Regions from separate parts of the Homo sapiens genome. Here region 2 is linked to region 1. Evidence: read pairs that join two places in POLR2A ChIA-PET (ENCODE). Cell type or tissue: PC-9. All regions are shown on one strand.

Region 1 (5,000 bases):
GCCCCAAGGTATCAGTCCCCATTCTGCCTTTTGTCATGGTTGACAATGTTATTAAAAGAGCACTGTTCTGCATAATGGTGTTTTGATAGAGAACAGATCCTCTGAGAAGAGCTGGAGGACTGATGTGACTTGAACAGGAGCAAGCCCAGGTGGTAAACCATGGAGGGAGGCTCTGGAAGACCAGAGAAGTTCAGGGCACAAGACCCTTCAGTAACAAACAAAATAGTTAACCTATTGGCTTGTATGTGCTTGGCAGCACCTTATGCATTTAACTTATGTCAACACATTTAATCTTCACAATCTTCCTGCCCCCTTTGAGGGAGTAGGATCCATTATTATCTCTATCATTCAGATATTGGAAATGGGAGATTGAGAAACCTGCTTACAGGTAGGATAATAGGTGGTGGAGCTGGACTTGGGGGGTTGCCAAATGGCAAACTAACTCTCTACTTTATTCTACCTGTTGTTATGGGTGACAATGTTGACAAAGAGCACATTCTGCAGAACAGAGATGTTTTGGTAGAGAACAGCCCTGTTTTACTTGTAACACACTGCAGAAACCCACTCTCCCCACTGTCATCTCAGGGTACCATGTCGCAAGGCAGGCTGAAAAGCCAAGCACCTAGCCAAGCCATTGCTCTCATTCATTCATTGTATTCTGCTTGGTGTTTTAACTGGGGCCAAATATACATATGTATAAATATACACATATAATTTTCCTTGAAGTTAGTCCTAGGAACACATTCCATCCCTTGACAAATAATTTGCAGACTTTAGGATTATTTTATCTTTTGTCTTGATTTCTAAATTGATGCCAAATTTAGTGTTTATTTTTGGTGACTATTTCATTCCTGGTTTTTAGTACAATTAACTCTCCACTCTCCCATTTCTCTGTATGCGTTCTTTAATTCCTGTAATTGTGTGTATACATTACTATAAGTGGACACAAATCCTGGAAAAATATTAGGCCTACCTTTTAGTTAATAGAAGAAAAGTTATTTTTCTTACAAATTATTTCTAATAGACTTACACTGCCTTTATAACTTAAGTGAAAGTATTATGTTGTAAAACATAAATCTAGTATATTTGATTGAGTATAGAAGAGGAATTCTTGGGAATTGTAAATGCATTCATGTTGAGCAGGCATTTTTTTTTTTTTTTGGAATGACTACTGGTGTTTATTTGTTGTTGCAATTTCTAGTAGTTTTTGTTTGTTTGTTTTTTGTTTTTGAGATGGAGTCTCGCTCTGTCACCCAGGCTGGAATACGATGGCATGATCTCAGCTCACTGCAATCTCCGCCTCCCAAGCTCAAGTGATTCTTGTGCCTCAGCCTCCTGAGTAGGTGGGATTACAGGCATGTGCCACTACGGCTGGCCAATTTTTGTATTTTTTTTTTTTTTTTAGTGGAGACGGGGTTTTACCATGTTGGCCAAGCTGGTCTCGAGGTCCTGACTTCAAGTGATCCCCCAGCCTCAGCCTCCCAAATTGTTGGGATTACAGACGTGAGTCACCACGCCCAGCCTACAGTCTCTAGTATTTTTAACACATTAACTTTCTGAAGTCTGGAACTTGAAGTCTAAGATAGTTCAGTTACTTAGTCCTCTCTTATACAAATGAATATACTTTTATGTAATAGGTATATTTGTAGAGGAGTTGCTCATTCAAAAAGTCAGGAGTCATGCTCCATAAAGACTTCTATTACGACTCTTTTTTGCAAAGTGAAGGGAATCTTCACACCATTTGAAAATAACTGTCTTCTGCTGGATTGTCCTAGCAGAGCTTCTTCAAGTGGTAATATGGCTGAATAAACAGTGAATACAACTAACAGTTGCCCATTTGTGGATACTGAAACTATAATTTCTGTTTCCCTTTATTCTTGTTGAGGTGTCCACAACAAGAAAACTTGTGTCTACTGAGGATGAGAGGAAAATCTCATTACTTCAGCTTATTTCTAAGCATTTAGTTTTTCTTTTACTAACCACTAAATTCATCATAAATTCACGTGAAGATCTAAAGAACCTGACTGTCTAATTGCTCAAAAAAAAGTCACATATGCAAAGACATTTTTGTGTCCTTAGTATCAACAGGCAACTGACTAATGTTAAATTATTAGTCAGAGGAAGTTTGTATCTGGCTTGGATCCCATTGTGGACATTTGCAGATAGGTCCGTGGAATTGTATATGTATAAATGTCTTGAGTTTACATTCACATTAGTTATTTGTATGCTAAATTCCTTCAAGATAACCACCGAATTTTCAATTCCCAATTCTAAGCCTTAAACACTCCCTGCCATTGCCATACACACAGAGGTAAACCATGGTCTGTACCCAGGTGTGTGCTGCGAGCAGAGATATATATATATATATACACACACATACATACACACACACACACACACACACACACACACACACACACACACACAAATAGTGTACCCCTAAGGGAGGCCCACTCATTCAACATTTTGTTGTTGTATTAAACAATATTCTTCTTTAGGCCAGGCACGGTGGCTCACGCCTGTAATCCCAGCACTTGGGGAGACTGAGATGGGTGGATCACCTGAGGTCAGGAGTTCGAGACAAGCCTGAGCAACATGATGAAACCCCTTCTTTACTAAAAATACAAAAATTAGCTGGGTGTGGTGGCAGGCGCCTGTAATCCCAGCTACTTGGGAAGCTGAGGCAGGAGAATTGCTTGAACCCAGGAAGTGGAGGTTGCAGTGAGCCAAGATCACGTCATTGCACTCCAGCTGGGGCGACAGAGCAAGACTCCATCTTAAAAAAAATAAAAAATAAAAAGCAATATTCTTATTTTATAAAGAGTGATTATTGGCCGGGCTCGGTTGCTCACACCTGTAGTCCCAGCACTTTGGGAGGCTGAGGTGAGTGGATCACTTGAGGTCAGGAGTTCAAGACCAGCCTGGCCAACATGGTGAAACCCCTTCTCTACTAAAAATGCAAAAATTAGCCAGGCATAGTGGTGTGTGCCTGTAATCCCAGCTACATGGGAGGCTGAGGCAGGAGAATCACTTGAACCTAGGAGGAGGAGGTTGCAGAGAGCAGAGATCATGCCACTGCACTCCAGTCTGGGCATCGGGGTGAGACCCTGTCTCAAAAAAAAAAAGTGATTGTCAAGTAATAAATTTGATATGGTTTGGCTCTGTGTCCCCAGCAAATCTCATCTGAAATTGTAATCTCCACGTGTCAAGGGAGGGATCTGGTGGGAGTGATTGGATCATGGGGATGGTTTCCCCCATGCTGTTCTCATGAGAGTGAGTGAGTTCTCACAGGAGCTTATGCTTTAAAAGTGTTTGGCAGCTCCCGGCTGTCTTGCTCAGTCACTCGCTCTCCTGCCTCCATGTAAGATGTGCCTTGGTTTCCCTTTGCTCTCTGCCATGATTGTAAGTTTCCTGAGGCCTCCCCAGCCATGCAGAACTGTGAGTCAGTTAAACCTTTTTTCTTCATAGATTACCCAGTCTCAGATAGTGCTTTATAGCAATGTGAAAATGGACTAATACAAAGATATTCCATGTTATTACTGATTTTATTTAGTAGTTTATGGACAGATAGTGTGCAAAAATAAATTTCCTGAGTAGGTCAGTTTGGTTGATACATTGTTTCAATATTTTAACATTCAAATCATATGCCCTGTTTTTGTTTTTGTTTTTTTTTTTTTAGAGACGGTCCCGCTCTGTGGCCCAGGCTGGAGTGCAGTGGTGCCATCACGGCTCACTGCAACCTTGGGCTCCTGGCCTCAAGTGATCTTTTGCTTCAGCCCCCTGAGGAACTGGGACTATAGGTGTATGCTACCATGCCTGGTTTATTATTATTTTGTAGAGACAAGGTCTTGCTACATCGCCCAGGCTGGTCTAGAACTCTTGGCCTCAAGTGATCCTCCCACTTTGGCCTCCCCAAAGCACGAGGATTACAGACATGGGCCACTTTACCCAGCCAGCCCTGTCTTTAATTCAACTCTTTTAACCCTGTCCTAATTTCTTACTCATAATTCAGTTTCAATCTAAAATTATAAAATAAATAAAATAGATGTCATTAATTTAGAGTCTTTACTAACTTTGTTCTGTGTAACTCATCTGAAAGACCTTTACTGGGCTGTCATTTACGATGTCTTATACTTTATTGCCTCTTCATTTCTCATTTATTTTGTTGAAATGTATTTGGTTTCTGCAGACTGTGGAGTGAATAAAAATATTCTAACTTTGCCACCCCTTGAATGAAATGGTTGACTGTCACACCTGCTTAAAAAGAAAGCAATCAGACCTAGTTCTTTAGACTTTGTTTAGAAATTAACTTTCTCCATGAGTTATGTATGGTCTGATTACTGTGAGGGACAGCCTTTATCAGGGTTTAAAATACCTCAGTATGCCAACCCTCCTCCCATTTTTGGAACATAAATTTGCAGTGAAAATGGCATATATTTTAATGAGGAAATGATACCAATTTCAATATTGAGGAACTAAGGCACAGGTACTTCTGGAAAATAGGATTGATTTCAGGTGGGTTCCCTTACCATACCACTTGGGGAGGGGTGTGTGTGAGTGTGTGTGTGTGTGTGTATGTATTGTGCATGTGTGTATAATCCCACATCAGCACAGAAGAATAAAGAGATAATCAAATATCAATGCAGGAGTTGGTGGGTTTTTTTGTTTTTTTTTTTTTTTGCCCCATAGAGATATTTTCAAACTAGCTTTCCTTAGTATCAAATGTCCCCAAGTCCAACAGTTACAATTTCCAATAATTAATTGTCCGCAGGCAAGGTGATTCAGGTGTTTTTTGTGTTATCTCTGTGCAGGGCTTGTGTTGTCCTTACTGGATGCCTGCATCAGGTTGCCTGGGAGAGCCTAGAGCTGGGGAGGTGGAAAGATGAGGCTTCCTGTAGATTTGGCACTCTTTGCCCAGTGCTCTGGATTCTCTAAGACGGCCTTTTCCTATGAGTGACTTCCAGGGGGCACTGGTGTTTTGTCACTTAACCTGTGTACTT
Region 2 (5,000 bases), 460 kb after region 1:
TCAAAAGTTGTCTGGGCTTAAGGGAGTTAAGTCTGTTCAGAAGGTGGGAAGGCAGAAGTGGACATAAAGATGAATTTGTTTTTCCATACCTTAAGACATTTGTGCCAAGGTGGCTGTGTGTGTCAACATCAGGAAATTCCTCCTCCTGGGAGCCAAGAGGAAGTCTCTCAAATCTAAAAGAGAAAGCTGTTTTGCCCACATCAATCCAGCTTTGGGGACATTCTATTAGTGACATAATGTGCCTCTTCTCCAAAAAACAACAATGAAGTGTTCTGTGTGCTAATAATATAGCTTTAAAAAAAGTATGATAATATTCTACATTTTTGTGAAACTTGATAAAAAATAATATTTCAGGCTGGTGCAGTGGCTCAGCCTGTAATCCAGCACTTGGGAGGTGGATGCGAGAGGATCCCTTGAGCCCAGGAGTTCAAGACCAGCCTGGGCAACATAGTGAGACCCCATCTCTACAAAAAATAAAAAATTATCTGGGCATGGTAGCACGCACTTGTAGTCCTAGCTACTTGGGAGGCTGAGGTGGGACGATCAGGTGATCACGATCACTTGAGCCTGGGAGGTTGAGGCTGCAGTGAGCTCTGATTGTGCCACTCACTCCAACCTTGGCGAGAGAGCAAGACCCTGTCTCTAAAAAACAAACAAACAAACAAACAAACAAATAAATAAAACATCCCTCTCTTCAATAGTAACTTCTAAAAAAATCTTAAAGTCTATTTTATCTGATATAAATATAGTTATTCCAGCTCTTTTTTTCTTTGGAGACAGAGTTTTGCTCTGTCACCCAGGCTGAAGTGCAGTGGCACAATCTTCACTCACTGCAACCTCCACCTCCTGGGTTCAAGTGATTCTTATGCCTCAGCCTCCCGAGTAGCTGGGATTGCAGGTGCACATCACCACGCCAGCCTAATGTTTTGTATTTTTAGTAGAGATGGGGTTTCGCCATGTTCATCATGTTGGCCAAGCTGGTCTTGAACTCCTGACCCCAAGTGATCCACCTGTCTCAGCATCCCAAATTGTTGGGATTACAGGTGACTCCAGCTCTTAAGATGATTTTTCCCATAGTTTTACATTTACATTATATCTTTGAATCTAAAGAGTATCTCTTATGGACAGCATGTAATTGAACCCTATTTATTTATCTGATAATCTCTGCTTTTAATTGGAGTGTTTAATTCATGTACATTTAATGTAATTACTCGTATGGTTGGATTTATGCCTGTCATTTTCCTATTTGTTTCTATTGTGTTTCATGTCATTTTTGTTCCTCTGTGCCAATGTTACTGCCTTCTTTTGCATTAAACAAATATCTTTCAATGTATTCTTTTAATTCCTTTGTTCATTTTTAAGTTTTGTTTTTGTTTTTTTTTTTGAGACGGAGTCTCGCTCTTTCACCCAGGCTGGAGTGCGGTGGCGCGATCTCACTCACTACAAGCTCCGCCTCCTGGGTTCACACCATTCCCCTGCCTCAGCCTCCTGAGTAGCTGGGACTACAGGCACCTGCCACCACGCCCGGCTAATTTTTTTGTATTTTTTAGTAGAGACGATGTTTCACCATGTTAGCCAGGATGGTCTCAATCTCCTGACCTCATGATCCTCCCACCTCAGCCTCCCAAAGTGCTGGGATTACAGGTATGAGCCACCACGTCCAGCCTTAAGTTTTTATTTGAGTAATTTTCTTACCAATTGCTATAGGGATTGCAGTATGCTTCTTTATCACAGTTACTTCAGGCTAATGCTAACTAGTTCTGGTAAAAATATAGCAAATTTGCTATGATATACTTCCATTTTCTCATCTCTTCTAAAGTAAAGAGAAAAATTGAGATATTTATAGGCATAAAATGTAATAGGGAAGTGACAGAAGAGACAACAAGCACCAGATCATAAAGGACTTTATATACCATGCTAAGTCAATGGAGGAGGGAGTTGACAGGACAGTAAATTATTTTAAATTATAAGGAAATGTTGTTACATTTGCATTTCAGTTAGACCTTTCTAACAGTAATGAGGAGGATCAATTTCAAGGAGGCGGGATTGGGCCAATCAGAATCACTCTGGCTGGACACTGGTTCATGCCTGTAATCCTAACACTTTGGGAGGCCGAGACAGGCAGATCACCTGAGGTCAGAAGTTCAAGACCAGCCTGGACAACATGGTGAAACCCTGACTCTACTAAAAATACAAAAATTAGCTAGCTGGGTGTGGTGGCAGGCATTTGTAATCCCACTTACTTGGGAGGCTGAGGCATGAGAATCACTTGAACCTGGGAGGCAGAGTTTGCAGTGAGCCCAGATAATGCCATTGCACTCCAGCCTGGGCGACAGCGAGACTCTGTCTAAAAAAAAAAAATTCTTCTGGTAGCTATAATCTTCAGACATAGGAATCAGGGGTAGTTATTATTTCTGTTCTGTACTGTGTTTCTATACATGATTTTCTCCTGTCTCTAGACAGGAGAGTTTGCAAAGAACCCAGTGAGAATGAAGTTTCCATTAGGAGGAAAATAAGTGGCATAATAAAGTTATTATATCTTTGTGTTGTTCTTTGAAAAATTGTGGCAATTCTTTCTGCACAGAGCCAGACACCTCTGCAAAATGTTGAATAATATTCAATAGAACTGTGTGATCCTTCTACTGACCTTTCATTTATCCAACAGCCTCTCCTATTCACACCACTCCCTCATCACTCATTGATAAGAAACTACTGTATACCTTGGAAATGCTCCTCTACAAGGTGTTCTTCAGTTTCTCTCAAACTTTGCCACCAAATGGAGACAGCTGTATTGTTTTTTCTGATTACAAAAGTAAAAGGTATTCTTTATGGAAAAAAACAGTAATGGAAGTCAGAAATATACATGGCGGAGGGGTAAACTTTGAGCCCACAACAAACTCAGATATACAAAACATACAGCACTCCTTCTTTCTTTCTTTTTCTTTCTTTCCTTCCTTCTTTCTTTTCTTCTTTCCTTCCTTTTTCTTTTTTTGAGACAGGGTCTTGCTCTGTCACCCAGGCTGCATTGCAGTGGTACAATCACAGCTCCCTGTAGCCTCCTCCTCCTCCCCAGGCTCAGGTGATCCCCCCACCTGAACCTCCTGAGTAGCTGGGACTACAGGTGCATGCCACCATACCCAGCTGTTTTGTATTTTTTTGTAGGGATGGGGTTTTGCCATGTTGCCCGAGGCTGGTCTGGAACTCCTGGGCTCAATTAATTGGCCCACCTTGGGCTTCCAAATTGCTGAGCAATTTCCGGCCAATCCCTTAATTTCTACCACTGACTTAAACTTCCTCTTGAGCTCTCATTCTACAGAGGGAGGGTGGAAGTGGAATAGGAATGTAATGCAGCCAATTAAAGGTATCTCAGTTTCTTTCTAGTTCAATGTCTCATTTCAGGTGAATGTATTCAGGCAGTCCTCCAGGATCCACTCCTGAATTTTCAAACTCCCCTACAATTTTTTCATCTCTACACTCACTTTTTATATTCCCAATCTGTCTTTGGTGAGGTCTCCTTAGTTTAGGTTCTACTTCTTCTTCTTTTTTTTTTTTTGAGACAAGTCTCACTGTCGCCCAGGCTGGAGTGCAGTGGCACGATCTCAGCTCATTGCAACCTCCACTTCCCTGGTTCAAGCGATTCTCCTGCCTTGGCCTCCAGAGTAGCTGGGATTACAGTGCCACCAACCTGGTTAATTTTTGTATTTTTAGTTAAGAGACAGGATTTCGCCATGTTGGTAAGGCTAGTCTTGAACTCCTGACCTCAGGTGATCTGCCTGCCTTGGCCTCCCAAAGTGCTAGGATGGCAGGTCTGAGCCACTGCGCCCGGCCAGATTCTACTTCTGATAAATCAAATACAAGATGGGAAATGGGAATATTTTCAGGCGTGCAAAGAATGAAAAAGCAAACAAAATGAAACAAAATTCCTTCGTATCTTTACTAGGAATTTACTAGAGATATGCTCTTCTGAAACAAAAATATAACCAAAAAATGAAAATGACATAGGACACAGGAAACAGGAGATCTAGGATAAGCACCAGGATAGTGAAGGGAGTTCCCCAGTTGACAGCTGTCACCAGGCACTGAGAGCAAACCTGTTCAGTTGGAGCAGATCATAGGCACCAAGAGGGATTTCTTTAGATGATGAAACCAGTGAAATATTTGATGCATCAGAACCTCTTGAAAGGAGATTTAGACAAATTGGCAAAGGGTTTGGGGTAATGAAAACTAAGAAAATTAACATAATGTTCTCTAGTTTTATCCATGTTGCTGCAAATAACAGAAATCCATTCTTTCTTATAGCTAAATAATATTCCATTGTGTATATATACACCACATTTTCTTTATCTATTTATCTGTTGATGGACACTTGGGTTGACTACACATCTTGGCTACTGTGAACAGTGCTGCAATAAACATGGGAGTGCAGATATCTCTTTGATACACTTATTTCCTTTCTTTTGGGTATATACGCAGCAGCGGAATTGCTGGATCATATGCTAGTTCTATTTTTAGTTCTGGGGGAAACTCCATATTGTTTTACATAGTGGCTGTACTAATTTACATTCCTCATCAGTGTACGAACATTATGTTAAGTGAAATAAGCCAGGCAGTGGGGAGGTGCGGCTGGGGCTGCATGCTCCGTGGAGGCAGCGGGACGCCGGGACAGGCAGGAACCCCCCTCCTTCTGAGTTAAGGCGGGAGCTTCCTGGGTGCCGCTGCAGCCGTCCAAACCGTGCCTGTAGACCTGGGCCTCCTGCTCCATGGAGCAGGCAGGAGCCCCGCTCTCCTGGACAGGCTGTAGCCACCCAAGTTGTGGCTGCAGATCCGAGCCTCCCTGTGCTCTTGTGTGGGCCGGGAGCAGGCAGGATCCCTGCCCTGCCCTCCCGGGTGCAGCTGCAGCTGCCTGACCCACTGCTGCAGACCCAGGCCTCCTGCTCCAAGGAGCCGGTGATAAGCAGAAGCTCTGCCCCTTCTGAGTTGGCAGGGCGAGAACTCCCTGG

What was found. Peaks named below come from ENCODE experiments on the same cell type or tissue, not always from the same donor. Only the 100,000 strongest peaks of a DNase experiment are listed, where the experiment ranks them.
Region 2: POLR2A ChIA-PET joins it to region 1 with 7 read pairs; 2 of 35 experiments call an interaction of 5 or more read pairs at or near these places.

What each region holds. Positions count from the first base shown.
Region 1 is chr14:64,250,988-64,255,987 of GRCh38, reverse strand. The region is part of intron 6 of ESR2 (estrogen receptor 2); the gene reads left to right. Among named protein-coding and RNA genes, the nearest start is that of ESR2, 41 kb to the left of the region's middle. In PC-9, no CTCF peak of the experiment used is centred here; a DNase peak (open chromatin) is centred at 2,127.
Region 2 is chr14:63,788,328-63,793,327 of GRCh38, reverse strand. It overlaps a transcript of SYNE2 not described here and the pseudogene HMGN2P14. Among named protein-coding and RNA genes, the nearest start is that of SYNE2, 62 kb to the left of the region's middle. In PC-9, no CTCF peak of the experiment used is centred here; no DNase peak of the experiment used is centred here.